Regions from separate parts of the Homo sapiens genome. Here regions 1 and 2 are each linked to region 3. The links are chromatin contacts, found by Hi-C or POLR2A ChIA-PET in ENCODE. All regions are on one chromosome and are shown on one strand. The core of a region is the stretch at or near the end of the contact, and the rest is flanking DNA. Distances in the headings are between cores, read along the strand shown. Region 1 overlaps LINC03099 (long intergenic non-protein coding RNA 3099). Region 2 has its middle 73 kb from the start of BCOR. Region 3 has its middle 180 kb from the start of LINC01281.

The links. A loop is a pair of places that touch in the nucleus more often than their neighbours do. ChIA-PET counts read pairs that join two places held with the same protein, here RNA polymerase II (POLR2A). Pooled maps may share reads with other maps.
Region 1: a pooled map shows a loop between it and region 3 (3-fold over the local background). The contact joins two enhancer-like sites. A Hi-C loop is called at or near these places in 1 of 37 single-sample maps with no recorded cell type and 2 of 50 pooled maps. POLR2A ChIA-PET finds 5 or more read pairs at or near these places in 1 of 52 experiments (OCI-LY7).
Region 2: a loop to region 3 is called in a map of OCI-LY7, with 8 times the contacts of the local background. The contact joins two enhancer-like sites. A Hi-C loop is called at or near these places in 2 of 168 maps with a recorded cell type or tissue (OCI-LY7 and chondrocyte) and 1 of 50 pooled maps.

Annotation. Positions count from the first base shown.
Region 1 is chrX:40,265,900-40,269,114 of GRCh38, reverse strand. The region is part of intron 1 of LINC03099 (long intergenic non-protein coding RNA 3099); the gene reads right to left. Among named protein-coding and RNA genes, the nearest start is that of LINC03099, 4.6 kb to the right of the region's middle. RefSeq lists enhancers at 1,105-1,154, 1,185-1,284. Within about 2 kb of position 1,939, at least 26 of the 41 ENCODE cell types and tissues checked have a DNase peak (open chromatin) inside an H3K27ac peak, as active enhancers do.
Region 2 is chrX:40,169,727-40,173,090 of GRCh38, reverse strand. It overlaps a transcript of BCOR not described here. Among named protein-coding and RNA genes, the nearest start is that of BCOR, 73 kb to the right of the region's middle. RefSeq lists silencers at 922-1,001, 1,022-1,081 and enhancers at 2,807-3,006, 2,589-3,279, 3,280-3,364. Within about 2 kb of position 1,855, at least 31 of the 41 ENCODE cell types and tissues checked have a DNase peak (open chromatin) inside an H3K27ac peak, as active enhancers do; they include OCI-LY7, where a contact is called at or near this core.
Region 3 is chrX:39,143,655-39,146,978 of GRCh38, reverse strand. No RefSeq gene overlaps it. Among named protein-coding and RNA genes, the nearest start is that of LINC01281, 180 kb to the left of the region's middle. Within about 2 kb of position 1,883, at least 4 of the 41 ENCODE cell types and tissues checked have a DNase peak (open chromatin) inside an H3K27ac peak, as active enhancers do; they include OCI-LY7, where a contact is called at or near this core.

The sequences.
Region 1 (3,215 bases), core at 690-3,189, 1.1 Mb before region 3:
TTGAGGACTCCAAAATGCTTTTGGTTATATTGGTCTTGTCAGTATTTCCCACATTAAAAATGAAAAAAGGAACATTTTTAATATTTATATATTAATTGATCTAAAAATAACAATTATGAATATATTACATGTGTGGTGGGCAGCCTCTAAGATGGTGCCCAGTAATTCCCACCTTCTGTCACCCACACCCTTGAGTAATTCCCTCCCCTTGAACGCTAGCTGGACTTACAGACTCACTCCTAATAGATCTATTGTCCTATAGGGATGTGGCTTCCAAAATTGGATTACAAAAAGACTGTGCCTTCTGTCTTGGGTGCCCTCTTTTCTCTCTCTAGGAGGAGCCAGCTGCCTTGTCACGAGGCAGCCCTGTGGAGAGGGCCTCGTGGCAAGAAACCCAGGCCTGCCAGCAGCCACATGAGTGAGTCTGGAGGTGGATCTTTCCCCGGCTGAGCTTTGAGATGCTCCTACCCCTGGAACACACCCTGATTAGTCTCCTAAGAGACCCTGAGCCAGAACCACCCAGCTAAGCTGCTCCCAGATTCCTGACCCACAGAAACTGTGTGAGATAATAAATGTCTGTTGTTTTCAGCCACTAAGTTTTGGGGGTAACTTGTTACACAGCAATGGATAAAATACATGGTAACATCGATAGCACAATTTTATTAAAAAATAACCGTATTTTCCAAAACAAACAAAAAAGTTTAGGGAGAAAAGTGGCATCGTTTTTACATTTTTGCAAACCTCTTTAATATCTGGCTTAATTGAAAACAGCTGCTTCCTCATAGGGGCTTGGGCATCCAATGCGTTGTGATACATTGTTTTGGTTGAAGAAAATCCAGCCTAATGGAGCTTTGCAGTTAGAAAAGGACAGTCTGAAAAGGGCTCAGGGAACCACAGGGATCCTCAGACCACACTTTGGGAACTGCTGACCTAGACAATCATAGACCCCAAAAGATTCTAATTCTAGGGCCCTCACTTCCCAATCTTGGTTTCCTGTTTGGGACCTTTGCCATTTCTCCAGGTGCCCAAGTGACTTAGTGGTGATGGAGGCCACCCAGGAGGTCTGGTCCCCTGCCAAAAAGGATAAGTCCTCTGAGGCCTAAAAGCAGAAGACACTGATGAACTAACCCTCAGTCTTGGCTGTGTCATGCCCAAGATGTCACACAGAGGGGAAAGGATGCCTCTGACATCCAAGGTGAAGGTTGAGGCATCTGGAGTCGGGGAGGGCAGGGGAGCTTGTTCTCTGCGCATTGACAGCTTCCGGGACACTGGGGTTTGCCAGATCCATGGGGATTTCCCCCTCTCCTTCCCTTTCCTGCGCGTGTCCCACTACCCCCAACCCCCGTGAAGTTTAGGGCCTGTTTTCAGCCGGAGCCGGTCTAATTTTCGCTGCCTAGTTGGTCAGAGAAACGCACGCAGCTGTAGCAAAGCATAAAAATAGCTTCCTCCGTGACCAATTTCTTCCCACTTCCCTTTCTCTCTCTCCATGCTCGCCTCCCCGTCCCCACCTTCTGTGGAAGCAGGAAGGTCCCTGGAGGGTGCCAGCACTATTGAGACATGCCATGCGCCCCAGCTTCCCTCCCAAACAACACATGTTCCTGATTCTATTTTGCCCTGGTCCCCCGCAGGCTCGCACAGGCTTCCCTGGGGACCGGGCGTTGTCAGATGGGTCCCCGCGGGCCCAGTGTCCGTCCACCTCGTTGGGCAGACTTCCTCTCCCGCGCACAGCCCCCCAGACATCTGCACGCCGAGTGCTCGCCAGCGGCACTGGGATCTGGGGTCCCAGCCTAGCCCGGAGCCAGCCAAAGGCCTGCCCGCGAGGGATCCGGATCTTCTGGCACCTTAGAGGTTAAATGGGAAGCCTCCAGCTGGAAGGAAAAAACGCCCCGGTGCTATGCGCGGAGGCTCCAGGCGGTGTCCCCAGCGTCCCGGGCTTCCTCTGCGCCGGGCGGCTGCGCGTCCCGGATGCGTCCGCGGCAGAAGATGGAATCCGAAAGTGGGCATTCGTCTTTCTAGTTTGGAAGCAGGGGAAGACAATCAAACCTGCAGCAGCTCAGCTCCCCAACGCGAAGGTCTAGCCAGCCTTGGGCAGGGGAGCGTTTCTAGAAATGTCTACACCCGGAGCCACCGGCGGGAACCAGGAGGGCGGGGTATGGCCCGCACCTGCCCTGCCTCTCTTCCCTGAGCCTTTGGGACCATGCGGGAGAGAGGACAGGCCACCTATCGTATTTCAGGAGTGGCTTGTAGGGTCCAAGGGCCGTTTGCCTCCCTCTACTGCAGTTTGGAAACAGAATAAACCGCCCCAGCAAAACCCGGCGAACTTGTCCAAACCACACAAAAGTTCAAACCACACAAACTCCAACTGGGCACCGACGCAGGACTGGCTTTATCTGTCCGCAGAGGGCTTTGCTCTGCCTCGCAATTGATTAGGGCTCCTGAAAACCACTGAAACAGTTTATCTCACCCACCCAGCCTCAAGCCCCCTGATGGGCTGGAGTGGAGCCTGGATTGTTCTGGCAGCCAACCCCAGACCAGCTTCCACCCAGCTTGGCGGCCCCCTGGGCCACCTGCCTGGTTCCTCACTCCACAGAGGGTCCCCATTTTGTGGCAGAAAATCGAATGACAGCAAGAGGGTGAGATGGGAAGATGAGGGAGTTGGATCTATGAGGGGAGAGAAGCATTCTGTCCACTGAACAGGGTGGGGGGGGCTTTCCAAGATCCCCCCTTTACTTTCACACCCTTTCTCCAGTTCTGTTCCTCTCCTTTCACGGCACCCAGCGCCCTTCTGCACGGGTGGCCCAGTCCTCCAAGCCCAGCCTTGTCTTTTGAACTTCTCCCCAAGCAACCTGTCCCTGTACAATTTACATCCTCTCAGTTGTTTTCTCTCGAAACTCTTAACTCAGGCGGCCAATGCCATGGCCATGAGAACATTCTTCACCACAGAAAGCAAGATCCTTTGTCAGCCTGTTCTTCATGGGAGGGGAAGGGAAGGTTTTGTAAATATCAAGTGGAGATTAACTGGGGGAGGAGTCAGGAATTAAACAACGTGCTTTTTTTTTTTTTTTTTTGAGACAGAGTCTTGCTTTGTCACCCAGGCTGGAGTGCAGTGGCACCATCTCTGCTCACTGCAACTTCCGCTTCCCGAGTTTAAGCGATTCTCCTGCCTCAGCCTCCCAAGTAGCTGAGATTAGAGGTGCACGCCACCACGCCCAGCT
Region 2 (3,364 bases), core at 606-3,105, 1.0 Mb before region 3:
AAAATATGAAGAGACTAGAAGGCCCAACATTTGGCCTTTATTTTGCAAAAGAAAGTTCTGGAGAGTCGTACAGAGGCATCTTACTGTGGCTCCTCCGCGGCAAGGAAGGGGTCAGGGAAGGCAATGCAAAGGCCCCCCTGGCCCACCTAGCTGCATAGCATCCGGCGGTCACGTCCGCCGGAGGTGACTGGGGACTGGGGACAGCCGATTGCCGAGGAACTCCTTATCGCCCAGTGTCAGTGCTCCCGGGTGCCGGAGCTAAACGTCCGCCTGCGGGGGCGGCTAGTTCACACCAGTCCCCTGGCTCCCGACGCGCCCCCGGGCTTCTCCCGCGGAGCTGGCTAGATGCCCGGCGGCGGCTCCGAAGCTCCGGGCTCCCCGCCGCTTGTCCCGCCAGCCCGAGGCATGGAGCCCCACGGCCCAGGACTGGAGAGCCCAGTTCGTCAGTCCAGGTTGGGACTGCTGGTTCCGGGTTGCTCACGATCACTCTCCCCTCAACACCCGTCCGGCCAGGGCGCGCGCGCAGACACATAAACACACACGGCTTCCAAGCGCGCAGCCCGCCTCCCGGGCCTCCGCTTTTCCTTCCTCCTCCCCGCTCGGGCGCTTCGGAAGCCCGTGGCGGTTGTGTGCTGCGCCAGGGAAGAGTCCGGGTCGGGGAGACCGCGCTGCCCTCTTTCCCCCCAAGGTCTGCGCGCACGCTAGTATCCTTAGGAAGCACAGTCAGGCTTGTGGGTTCCCATCTTCCCGGGAAATGACGGCTGCTGGCGAGGACCTGTTCGCTCCGTGTTTCGCAATGGCCCGGGGATCAGAGGAGAGGACCGGGCGGTGGGGCCTGCGCGTGGATGAGGGTGGCGGTAAATCCCCTCTCCCGCGAAGGTGGCTGAGCCTCCGGCCACCGCTAGTAGTAGTCTACCCTGCTCGTCTTGCATTGGCCGCAGCTTGACTCCCCTGCGTGCCGCGGGTCGGTGTGGGTGTCCCCACTCCCTCAAGCCTTTACTTTCAGCTCGCGAAACCCCATGGATCCGCGGCTGGGCTGGGCAGCGCAGACGCCCAGCTGCCCTCGCCAACCCCAGGCCCAGAGGGGGCCAGGCTGGCCTGGGGGCTGGGCGGCCCGGCTGCACTTGCCGGCGTTGAGAGAGGCTCTGTGAGCCGGAGCCGGCCGCCGAGCCGAGGGAGAGAGCGCATCAGCCCGCGCGCCTTAAGGCAGAACACACGCCTTTCCCGGAACCTTGAAACCCAGGGGAGCCGCTGCCATCTTCGCGTGACGAGCAGCGAGACGCCGGTGATTAAGTGTTTCTTTCCGGCTCCCTCTCCGGGTTGCGGCTCTCCTCCTTTCCACAGGGCTGGAAGAATAAAAACCTGGGGAAAAACCACACACAACTGCGCTCTGGTCTCGCTCGCCATGTCCGCACTGGTTTCTTAGGGTGCGCCCACGCGGGGCACCCCCTGCTCCCCTACTCCACGCCTGGCCGGGGTCGAGGGCTGCGTGCCTCGGTTTCCATCCGCTCTAGCGCAAATCTCGGAGTTTAATGGGGAGGGGGCACACATTGCTGAAGCCACCCGACCCCCATTCTCCTTACGCCCCCCCCCCATGGGGATTAAACCTAAACACATGAATCCCCCACCCATACCCGGGACTAATCCAGCCGCGCCTCCTGGGATTAACTCGGCTCACAGGTCCATAAAACACTTCCGGCGCGGCCAGAGGGTCTGTCTGCAGAAACACTTTAAAATTGTCCTCCCGGGCCTGGAGTCGGAATTGACTGGGTGGAGGGAAGTGAGTAAACAGACAGTTGTAAGAGACAATCCGTGAGGTTTGCAGGCTGTGAAAAGAGCTGCTTAAAATATGGGCTGTCGGGGTTGCCTCCAGCAGGAGGGTGGCCCGGGTCCTAGCAGACAGATCCAAGAAAAGGATGCAATATATTCTAAATGACATTGACCTGGAGGAAGGAGGGTGTAGGCAGGAGCAGGCTGGCTTCACATGGCTTCTGGCTCCAGTTCAGTGAGGAAGACTAGCTTCCAGAAATTTGTGGGGGCGAGTGGCCAGTCTCTTCATGTGTAAAATCAGAACAGTAACACCTACTCTGTCCCCCTCGGATGGGTTTCTGAGGACCAAAATGTGAAGGCACTTTGTAAATGCGGCTCAACCCTTCTGCTTCACTGTGGTTAATGTTCAGTCTCTCTTAGGTAGAAAAACCAGTGACTTGCTGATTAGAAAACAAAGTAGAAATCAGCCCTTTCTCAAATCTACGCAACAATGTTCGAGATAAAGGGAACCCAAAAGCAACCTAATATTTTGAACCTCCTTTTACATCATTTCGAGATAAGTTTCTGAAGTAATGAGAGAATCTTTGGAATGTTCTAAGAAAATCTGTCAAAAACTGGAGGTTAATGGGGAAGAAAGGGAGGCTTTAAATTGGGTCAAATCACATTTTAAGAAGGCTGGGCGCGGTGGCTCACGCTTGTAATCCTAGCACTTTGGGAGGCGAGATGGGTGGATCACGTGAGGTCAGGAGTTCGAGACCAGCCTGGCCAACATGGCGAAACCCCGTCTCTAGTAAAAATACAAAAAATTAGCCGGGCAAGGTGGCGGGCGCCTGTAATCCCAGCTACTGGGGAGGCTGAGGCAGAATTGCTTGAACCCGGTAGGCAGAGGTTGCAGTGAGCCGAGATCGTGCCACTTCACTCCAGCCTGGGCAAAAGAGCGAAACTCCGTCTCAAAAAAAAAAAAACCAAAACCAAAACAAAACCGGAAGAAGAATATAAATTTATAGTAGCTTCCTGGCTATATCCCCTTCTGTTAGTCTGCAGAAGAGATGCCCGTTGGTAGCCATTCCCCCAGCCCCAGGACCGAAGGACGTCTTGACTCAGGCTTGGTCTGCTAGGTGCAAGGTGTTGTTGGCGTCTGGGGTGGGGACAGTGAAGAAAGGCGATCATTTTGCTTTAAATGAACATCAGAAGACCCAGGCCTGCTACTGCGTCTTGAAGGCCTGGAGTTGTTAAAACTCTGTGGGAGGGGGTGCCTCGTGACCTCCTTCCTCGCAGATGGGCTCAGGCAGCGTGACCGGCCCCAGGTGGTGCCCAGGCGCGCTGGGGATGGAGGCCCAGGCTGCGCGTTCACCCTGCCTCGCAGATAGCGAGTAGGGGCCTCCGGCTGGACCGCCCACCGGCCTTACTCTCCCTTCCCTGGCCTTGGGGCCTTGGACCAGGGTTAACCCTGGTCCCGTCTCCACCTCATTGCCCCCCGTGCAGCGCCGTCCCCGCCCTGGCTCCCGGCCCAGATCCCGAGGCCTCCCTCGCCCAGCAGTCTCGGTTCTTCCCCCTCGTGATTCATTTAGCAGCGGTGCAGAAAGCCTGTTTA
Region 3 (3,324 bases), core at 634-3,133:
CCTCCCAGACTAATACAGCCAGCCCTCAGTATTAGGTGTCTACCTTCTACCTCCCACTGTTCCAGAATACCTTGGACACTGCTGGCAAATGGATCCTGCCCAGGTCGAATTTCTCCATCCCTCCCCCGATTACAAAGTTTTCAGTGACTTGAAAATTCTGGCTGAAGTAAGTGTATCCTTTTTGTCTGGGCATTCCAGGCTCTCCCCAACATGCCTCCAGGCTGCATCTCCAAATTTTTGAGGGCCAAAATGGGAAGCCACCACCTACACTCAGCACATTCCCTCAAAGTAAGCCTTTTTAATATGTTGAGATCATCATGGTGGTCAAGACCGTGGTGCAAAGACAATAGATGAAGAACTGTGCTAGACAAACACATTGAGGAGACACGAGTGAGACACACTGAATGAGACACATTGGGAATCAGAGAGGGTATGGAGCCATTTTTATTAATTTTCCTCTGGTTTGAGAATCTAGATTCACTTTTACTTACTCGCATTTTACAAGAGCCATATAGTGTTTTTGGTTCCTCCCCCCTAACACCTGTTTAGTTGGGTCTTTAATCAGGCTTCTGTCCAGCCCTTAGGACTTCAGGTTCTCCACTGTGCCATGCAGCAGGCACCCACCCACGGCCTTCACCTTGGGCAGGACACGTGCTCATGTTTTGGAAGTTTCATGCCTGCCACTCAATTAACCCAAATTCATAAAATCATGTATAAAATGTGTGTCCTGGCTTTTTCTTCTTCCAGGCCCCCATCTCCCAGGTTTCTAACCCTGGGCTTAACTTCTCTAGGTAGACCTTCAATCTGCCATCTCTGGTGTAGCATGGGCACAGATCTAATGCTTTCCCACCCATTCTCTACAAGAACCTGTGTTCTCCCTGTCACAAGTTTGTCTTTGGCAGCCCTGGGCAAATAACCTCTCAGCTCAGCCAAGCTCTGGAAACTTTTCCAGGGACAGTCTGTGATCTGTTTTAGTCCTCTGCCTATTCCTTTGACTATTTATAAACTCCTTGAGTGTGGTGGGCATTCAATTGTGTTGCCTAGATCCCCCTTCAAGGAAGGACTTGATGTCCAGCTCTGCAGACAGCTTCCAGTTGTCAGCCCCTTCAGAGTCTGCCTAAACGCTGAGACTGGCCTTGTCATGTCCTTTCTGGGGTGGCCCATGTCTGGTTTAGTGAGCAAGGCAGGGCTGTAGAAACCTGGCCATTTTGGTCTGGTGTTGTACCCTCTGAGGACAGTCTTTGTTCCAGAGTTTGCCTGACTGGCGGAGGCTTCGTTGGGTCTGCATCACACACAGTTCCAGGTCCTTCTTTGCAGAGTTTTTATTTCTCCCCCTTCTTTTCACAGGTGTTGATCCCCCACAGACATCTCATACCCAGAACTCTGCCTCAGCATTTGTATCTGGTGATCACAACATGTAGCTCTGGATCAAGGGGCATGGCTATGCCTCTCTGTGTCCCTTACAGCACTTACCTGTGGGGTTTGCTTTAGAAGACGACTTGCAAATGTTTGCTGATTGAATTGCTGCTAGTAATTACTAACATTGAAGGAGTAGGCCCATGTACCTGGCACCAAATGAAGCAGGTAGATCATTTTACATGAATATATCCTTCAGTCCTCAGAGAACCCCATGAGAAAAGCACCATTATTTCTCCCTTTTTCACAGATGAGGAAACTAACGCACAGAAAGTAAGCAACGACGTGAGAACATGAGCCCAGGCAGTCTGACTCCTGAACCAAAACTCCTCCCCCCCATGTTGGAGCTAAGCTCTAGATGCAGCTGACTGTTGATCACTAACAGTTAACAGGAACCATATGGTGACACGAGGCAGTGTCAGAAAGCCAAAGGGGAACTGACACAACGTTGGAGTGGTAGGCATTCATGTGGGACTGGCTGGCTCGGAAACTTTCTGAGCCTGTGTCTTCCAGCACATCTGTCTCTGTTTTCTCCTCCTAAAAATCATGTCATCATGGACTGCCTGAACTAGCAGCAAACATAGCTTAAACTCGCTGTGGTACAAAGCAGGAGTAAGCCCAGAGAGGTTAAGGAACATCCCCAAGGTCACAGAGCTCGTTGGTTTCTAGCCCTCAAGACCAGCCAGGGTTTCCACCTCATCCCACTCCATCCCCTCTCCACACCACACCTTTCCCCTTCTTCCCCTCTACATCACACCCCAAAGCTCTCTGGTAGTTAGTTGGTGGATGTTGAGGCAGGAAGGGCACCTCCAACTTGGCAAGGCCAACTGTGGAGTCAGAAATCCTCTGCCTTCTCAGTCAGGCCCTCTTGCTGATTCAACTCCATCAGCATTCCAAGCACCTCTGAAATGTAAAGGCAAGGGGATTGCAAGAAGGGTAGTTGTAAGAGTGATGCAACAGCACTACCTCATTTTTATTGCTACCTTGCCCAAGTTCTATTATTAAATTTCTCACTTCCCCTTAACATTAAAACCTAACAGCACGATGGCAAGTGGTTAAGTGCTATGAAATCAAACAAGCCTTGGTGTGCAACCCACCTTACCTCTTTCTAGCAGCGTGACCTTGAGAAATTTACTGAAATTCTTTGAGCATCAGTTCCTTCCTCTGTACAGTGAAGCAAATAATGCTCAATAGTGACTTCGTAGGGTGGGGGAGGGATAAATGAAAGAATGAATATGGAAGACAGCACAGGGCTGCTGAACACAGTAAAGCTACTGTAACTTGTAGCCATTGTTATTTTTATTAAAGATACATAAGAGATAACATATGTGGCACCCAGTAATCATTAATCCAACATCCTCAGCAGGGAAGAACAAATCAGCACATGCATTAATTAGAGTTTCTCATAACAGAAAGGATTCAGCTGATGTGTGCAGTGCCTCTCAGGAGAGAGGCAGGACCAGACTCGCCATCTCTGGATCAGAATCTATCCTAAGGCAGTCCCAGGCCACAGAATCCCTCTTCTCCAAACTCATCACTGATATTGCACCTATAACCCTCATGATTCAGGTTTCCTTAAAGTGAGGATGAAGGCAGTATGACTGAATCAACAAGAATAGGGGTGGAAGGCTGGAGTGGGAGAGATATGTGATGTTTCAATAACTTGGTGGACTGAGCTAACAAGGACCATGCTCCCACTGCAAACACAGAGAGATATCTGATAAAACATAATGAAAAAGTAAATAAGTACACAGTTTGAAAAGGAGGAAGGAAGGAAGGGAGGGAGGGAGGGAAGGAGGGAGGGAGGAAGGAAGGAAGGACGAGCAGATGGAGGGAGGGTAGGTGCAAGGGAAGGAGGGAAGGAAGGAGGGGAAGGAAAGGAGAGAGAAAAAAGGGAGAAAGGAAGAA